Linked DNA regions of Mus musculus: region 1 is linked to region 2. Evidence: chromatin contacts called from ENCODE Hi-C data. All regions are on one chromosome and are shown on one strand. Each heading gives the region's core, a stretch centred on a gene start or an enhancer-like site at or near the end of the contact. The rest is flanking DNA. Distances are from core to core; before and after follow the strand shown. Region 1 holds the start of Pank3 (pantothenate kinase 3). Region 2 holds the start of Npm1 (nucleophosmin 1).

Region 1 (2,917 bases), core at 30-2,529, 2.6 Mb before region 2:
AGGCGCAGTTGTAGATGGCATAAAACACTAAAATCTGTAAAACCTCTATGACAGGAACACAGATCCCCACATGCCCAGTTAGTAGAGAATGAAAGAACAACATTCACAAAGACTGAGCCAATAAACAAGCCAACCGCAGGAATAAGAGGCATTTAAAAGACAGCTTGTGAACCTTGATGTGTCTCTCATAACAGGGTTAGAACCTTTGCATGTATATGCATGTACAACTACAGAAAAAAGCTCGAGGTATTTATCACCATATTAATGTGTTCGAAATAGCTGAAATACGATGTTTAACCTTGGTGTTTATCTGCTCCCTAAAACACAAAACCAGCTGATTTTCTAAACTGCCCAAGCCATTAATTTATCTACAGGCAGAGTACATGCACAAGCGTTGAACAGCTCCAAATGCAAGGCTGACAACTCCCAGGAACCCACCTGGACTTCAAGGACACGCGCAGGAAACCCAGAAACTGGGGAAAATGGGAGGGAGGTGGTGTACCAACCCCTATCTGACAGCCATGACTACCTCTTTTCAAGAGGGGCCTGGTAGCTGTGCTCCCATTTTGGTAAAACCCGAGTCAAGATTCTCCCGTGCACCTCCCAGATCTGCAGGAGCAAGAGAGCAGCGGGCAGGGGGACCGCAGGAGCCTGGCCCTCATGCATGGGGGTGGGGAAGCCCGCCGCCTGCAACCTGGGGCTGCAGCGATCCCTCCCTTCCCTCCCTGGCTGGCGTCCGAGAACAGTCGCGAGCTTAAAGCGGGCCGCTCCGCCAGAGGCTCCAAGGCCCGTCTTCCCAACCCACGGGTCCCCGGTCCCATCTTACAGGGTTTTTTGGCATCCTTGATCTTCATGGCGTCGGCCTAAGGCGCGAGGGGTAGCCTCGGGTGCAGAGCTCAGCGAGGAGAGGTGAATACTCCGGAGCTGGCTGGGCCGCGCGGCGAGGCCCGGCCGGTTCCTCCCCTCAGGCCGGGTGGGGCGGGCCTAGGGCGGGGCGGCGGCGCCTGAGGCCACAGGCGGCCCACGGGGCGGCCCAGCAACCCCGCAAGGGGCGGCCGGGACCGAGCGAGCCGGGGAAGGCCGCGGGCCTCGCCGCTCCGTGGCCCCCCGCAGCCGCTCCGAACAAAAGGCCCCGGTCCCCCGAGCCGCCGCCGCCGCCGCCGCCGCACTGAGAAATAGCCCGCCCAGGCCCAGCGCCCACGTGACTCAGGCCTCCTCGCCTCGCTCTCCGCGGGGCTGCTAGGAGTTGTAGTTCTCCGTAGAGTGAGGCTCCACTCTCCTGCGGCAGATGCTCAGGCGGACTACAAAGCCCAGGATGCCTCTCGACCCCTATTTCTAGCCCCCCTCCGCTTCCGGAGATCGCCTCAGAGTGGTCCCAGCGGGGAAGAGGCGGAGCCTTAGTCACGCCAGCAAGGAGGCCGCCAATGGTAGCAAGCCGTGGGCGGTCCTGGCAATTCCCGGGCTCTGGTCTCGTAGCGGCTGAAAGAAGAGAGGGGTTGTGAACTCTGAGGGCGCTGTGGCTGTCACGCAGTCGCAGATTTTCCTCTTGATGGTTTTTCCCTGTGATGGCTGTGTCAAAATTCAGGGGTCCAGACCACTGAATACGTTTGATGAGATAAGTCATCCGCTAAAGGAACACCTTGAATATTGGGGTTGGAAGGTCACTAAAGATGGTAACATTTGCTACATAATTATTATTTAATGTAATGTAGTCTAGCAGCCTTTTGAGTCACATGCGAGTTTTATTTACTGTGAAGATACGGCAGGAACGAGGCAGTCGAAACACTTGAAAGTTGTAGTATGGTCGTGGTGCAACGCCTTTAATCCCTGAACTCTGTGGAGGCAGAGGCAGGCAGATCTCTGGAAATTCGAGGCCAGCCTGGTCTACAGAGCGAGTTCCAGGACACCCAGAGCTACAGAGAAACCCTGTCTCATAAAACAAAACGTTTGAAAGCACATGCCTTTCAGGTTCCTCACAGGATCTCTCTAGTCTAGCTCCTCATTATAAAGAGGAAAGTGACTTTCAGAGAAAAGAATTAGATGCACCAGTTCTCAGAATAAACCCAGGATACCCTTTTCTCTACGCCTCTTGTGATTTGAGATCATCCATCGGAAAAGGAAGAGATGGTATCAAGGACATGGCCTCTCCTCCACTTTTATGTCTTAGATGGCAAAGAATTCAGTCATTGACAATATGTGGCTTGGTAGGAACCTCCATGTGCTTGCCCCTGGGGAGTTGGCCCTGGAAGATAGCATTCCAAGAAACAATCTAACTGGCGAGCTCTGCTGTCCTGCCTTTGCTGATTGCTATAGTTTGGATTTAGTTGCTCTAAGCCAAAATTCACACTGAGGCTTCATTTCTCAATGAAGTAGTGTGAGAAGGTGGGGCCTTCAGGAAGTGACTGGGTAATGGGGACACCAGTCTTGCGGTTGATCAATGACTTTCTCTAGAGACTGTATTACATCTCATGGGACTAGGTTAGAGCTTATGGGAATGAGTTGGGTCTGGCAGGTCTGGTTTAATTACTGTGTACTGGTGGATATAATGGAAAGTTAGCTTTGGTGTTCTGGCGACTTTCAGATTCACTTGACATTCTTCTTTGGATTTTACCGTGTAATGTTTGTCAGACCACCCCTGCCTCCAAAGGGTAACTAAACACCCTCCTCCCCCATAACATACCAAGTCTCAAGTATTTAGATATAGGCAACACAAGACAGACTGAAACAGTTGATAAAGCAAGGGCAGAGAGAGAGAGAAGCCAGGTGTGTGGTAGTGGCTCATGCCTTTAATCCCAACATAGACAGGCAGATTTCTGAGTTCCAGGCCAGACTGGTCTACAGATCAAGTTCCAGGAAGGCCAGGGCTACACAGAGACACCCTATTGGGGGCTGGAAAGGGGGAGATAAGAAAGGACCA
Region 2 (3,086 bases), core at 547-3,046:
GAATATGTATAATGCATTGAATGGCCTAATCAATGTGAGTCTGGACATTTCTTCTCATATATCTGTAGTCATGTGGTGTAGTATGAAATACAGTTGTATAGTTGTCACTTGGTATCCACAAGAGATCAGCTAATTCCAGGATGATTCGTGCCCACACCCAAATATGCAGATGGGAAGATGTGTATTAAATAGCATGCTGTGTGTGTGTGGAGACAACTGTTGAAGCTGGGCATTGGCCATAGGATTCTGTTTTTATGTTTTAAAGCATGCTAAAAACTAATAAAAGCATGGAATAAAAAAAAAAAAAAGATAGTATTTTGTTGTAAGGTAATATACACAGCTCTTACTCATTGTACCTAAGCATGTGGCATCATTCAGTGACAACTAAGGCACCTAAAGTTTCGGGGAGGCAGGAAGAACTGAGTCTCTGTGTAGTCCTGCCTATCCTGGAACTTGCTCTGTAGACCACTGGTCTTGAACTCCTGATCCACTTGCCTGTGCCTCCAGAGTGCTGGGATTAAACCAGCATGAGCTGCATTTAAATAAGCTTCAGAATCCAGAAACAATCAAACTGTCTGGCTTGCACAGGCTCAAGGGGTATCAATGCTTCCTCCTGCACCTTCTCAGTTTGGATGGTCAAATTCTGTTCACCCGTTCTTTCCCACACTATACCCAGTCTATCTCTGTTTATTTTATTATTATTATTATTTTGGTTTTTCGAGACAGGGTTTCTCTGTATAGCCCTGGCTATCCTGGAACTCACTCTGTAGACCAGGTTGGCCTCGAACTCAGAAATCCGCCTGCCTCTGCCTCCCGCAAACTGGGATTAAAGGCGTGCGCCACCACGCCCGACTTTTTTTTTTTTTTTCTCTGTTTATTTACACACACAATTCTTCCAAGTTTCATGATTTTTTCCTTATAGTTGCAAACTGAAATTCACATATTGACAGATATCTCCGAATTTAGGATTTGATACGTAATGGGCTCACATGCATTTATATCTGACACGTCTCTGGAGTCTACAAACATTGGTACCATTATCTACATTCCTCCCCCAAATTCTTAAATATGCTAGCTCCATGTTGAGATAAAAAGATTAGGGCCGCTGTCAGAAAGCACCCAACGCTGAGGGATGTTCGTCAGGATTCATTTTAAAGCGCTAATTCCCAGCCGAAGATTCGTATTAAGGCTCATGAATTTCTAAAAAAGCGATAGGCCTTCATTTGGAATGATGAAGACGGCCTGCGTTTTCTCAGTTCTGCACGCTCTAAAGTTTTAGAAAGATGCTCTTTGGAGGCGACTGACTGGGTTTCTCTTTGGTCCCCAAATGACATAAAGCTGATAATTTTCGTTTTGAAAATGCTGCCTCAGAAAAGAGGTGCAAAAGCATGGCTGCGGGGAAAGTAGCCTAGATCCAGCCACTCCGCCCTGGGCTCCTGAAGCTACGTGAAAACGAAGAGCAAGCCTTCGAGCAAGCCAAATCCTGAGGTGATTATGCTTGTTCCAGGCCTACGGGGAACGGAGGGTGGAGAAAAGAGACGCTCTGTGGTTCCCTGGCTGCAGCCGCCATCTTTCAGGGTGGGCTGCGCACGCTCTCGGCCCTGGGCCCGCGAGCACGAGCGGAGAAGACGTGGAAGCCCTGAAAACCCAGAGCGAGGCCACAAAGAGAAAACGCGCCTGCGCTTGGGCGACAGTAGTGGAGGGACGGGGCCAGAGACGAACGCGCGTGCGCAGTGAGAGCCCGCCAAGCACCTGGAGGAGGAGGGGGGCGAGGTACCTAGGCGTGAGGATGAAAGGCGCACGCGCAAAAGCGCGACTGTGCGGGGAGTGGGAGGGATCCAGAGGAGGCTCGCGGAGGCAGGACTAGCGCAGATCTCGCGAGATCTCCTGCGACCATATATACGTGCGGAGAGCCCGCGTCCTTTCCTTGGCGTGATTCCGTCCTGCGCGTCTGTTCTGTGGAACAGGAGGCAGTTGTTTTCCGTCCGGCTTCTCCCACACCGAAGTGCGCGCCTCCACCTCATGGAAGACTCGATGGATATGGACATGAGTCCTCTTAGGCCTCAGAACTACCTTTTCGGTAACTGACTGGAGGGGGAAGCGTGTGCAGGGCCTGGTGATGGGGGGGGGGGCGGGAGCCCAGCCGAGGCCTGGCGTGTGGGGAACGCGGCGTAGGTGGAGGCCGGAGAGCAAGGAGGAATCTCCCAGGCCTTAGAAGCAGCGGCCTGAACACTAGGAAAGCCGCCGGAAAATGGGGCGGGAGCGGCCCAGCCTGTAGCCTCGGGTGTTAGGAGCGGCCGGCCGGCCGGCGAGGGTGCGACCTTGCCTGTGGCGCGAACTTGAGAGGCGTTTCTCCTGTGCACGAAAGCCCGCACGGTCGCTTCCGAGCTCCTTTTTTTCCTCTTGTGTTGAGCCACGGCAGGCGGCACGGGAGAAAGGGGCCTGTGGAGCGAGGCGAGGCCTACCTCCGCCCTGTTGGGGAGGATACATCTGCAGGCGCTGGGCTTTCCAGGGGCCGCATCTTGTATTCTGTGGCGACCGAGGGCTTCGCCCAGTAACGGGGAATGGTCCGAGCAGGCGCCCTGAGGCAGAAGGGGCAGCAACCCCTAGGAGCACGTGGTTGCCACGTGGTTGGGGGTTAGGGAGGGGGTGTGGGCTCTACATCCGGGCTCTCCGACTCTAGCCAACCTTCAGCCGTGGGATCTTGTGGCTTAGTTAAAAGTTCTGGGAGGGAAATGTTTATTTCATAGCCCGTGGCGTATGGGTTTTTGAGATCTTTGTTCATATCTTTCAGTATCCACAGTGATGGAGCCCCCCCTTTTTAATTTGCCTCTGGTAGGCGGAGTCAGCATCACGTTGCAGATAGCTGTACTGATGGCCCACGTGGCTTAATGTTAGGAGTACCCTTAAATCATCTACCTGGCTCTATCTAGAACTACTTTTTCTTGGGGTGGGGAGAGGGAAGGATCTGTTGAACAGACAAGATTCGCTTTAGCATCAAGGCTTTTGGGGATCACATCTATAGTCTTGCTGCCTACCCTACACCCAGTTTTTGTTTAAAAGAATCAGTTTGTTTTTCAGTGATT

Evidence for each region. A loop is a pair of places that touch in the nucleus more often than their neighbours do.
Region 1: a loop to region 2 is called in a map of v-Abl transformed pro-B cells, with 5 times the contacts of the local background. The contact joins the promoter of Pank3 here to the promoter of Npm1 in region 2. A Hi-C loop is called at or near these places in 2 of 37 maps with a recorded cell type or tissue (regulatory T cell and v-Abl transformed pro-B cells).

The regions. Positions count from the first base shown.
Region 1 is chr11:35,767,857-35,770,773 of GRCm38, reverse strand. Pank3 (pantothenate kinase 3) reads right to left here and starts at 1,279. Exons shown (of 7, transcript NM_145962.2): 1 at 827-1,279. The coding sequence starts at 854.
Region 2 is chr11:33,161,916-33,165,001 of GRCm38, reverse strand. It overlaps Npm1 (nucleophosmin 1), which reads left to right and starts at 1,796. Exons shown (of 11, transcript NM_008722.3): 1 at 1,796-2,080. The coding sequence starts at 2,023.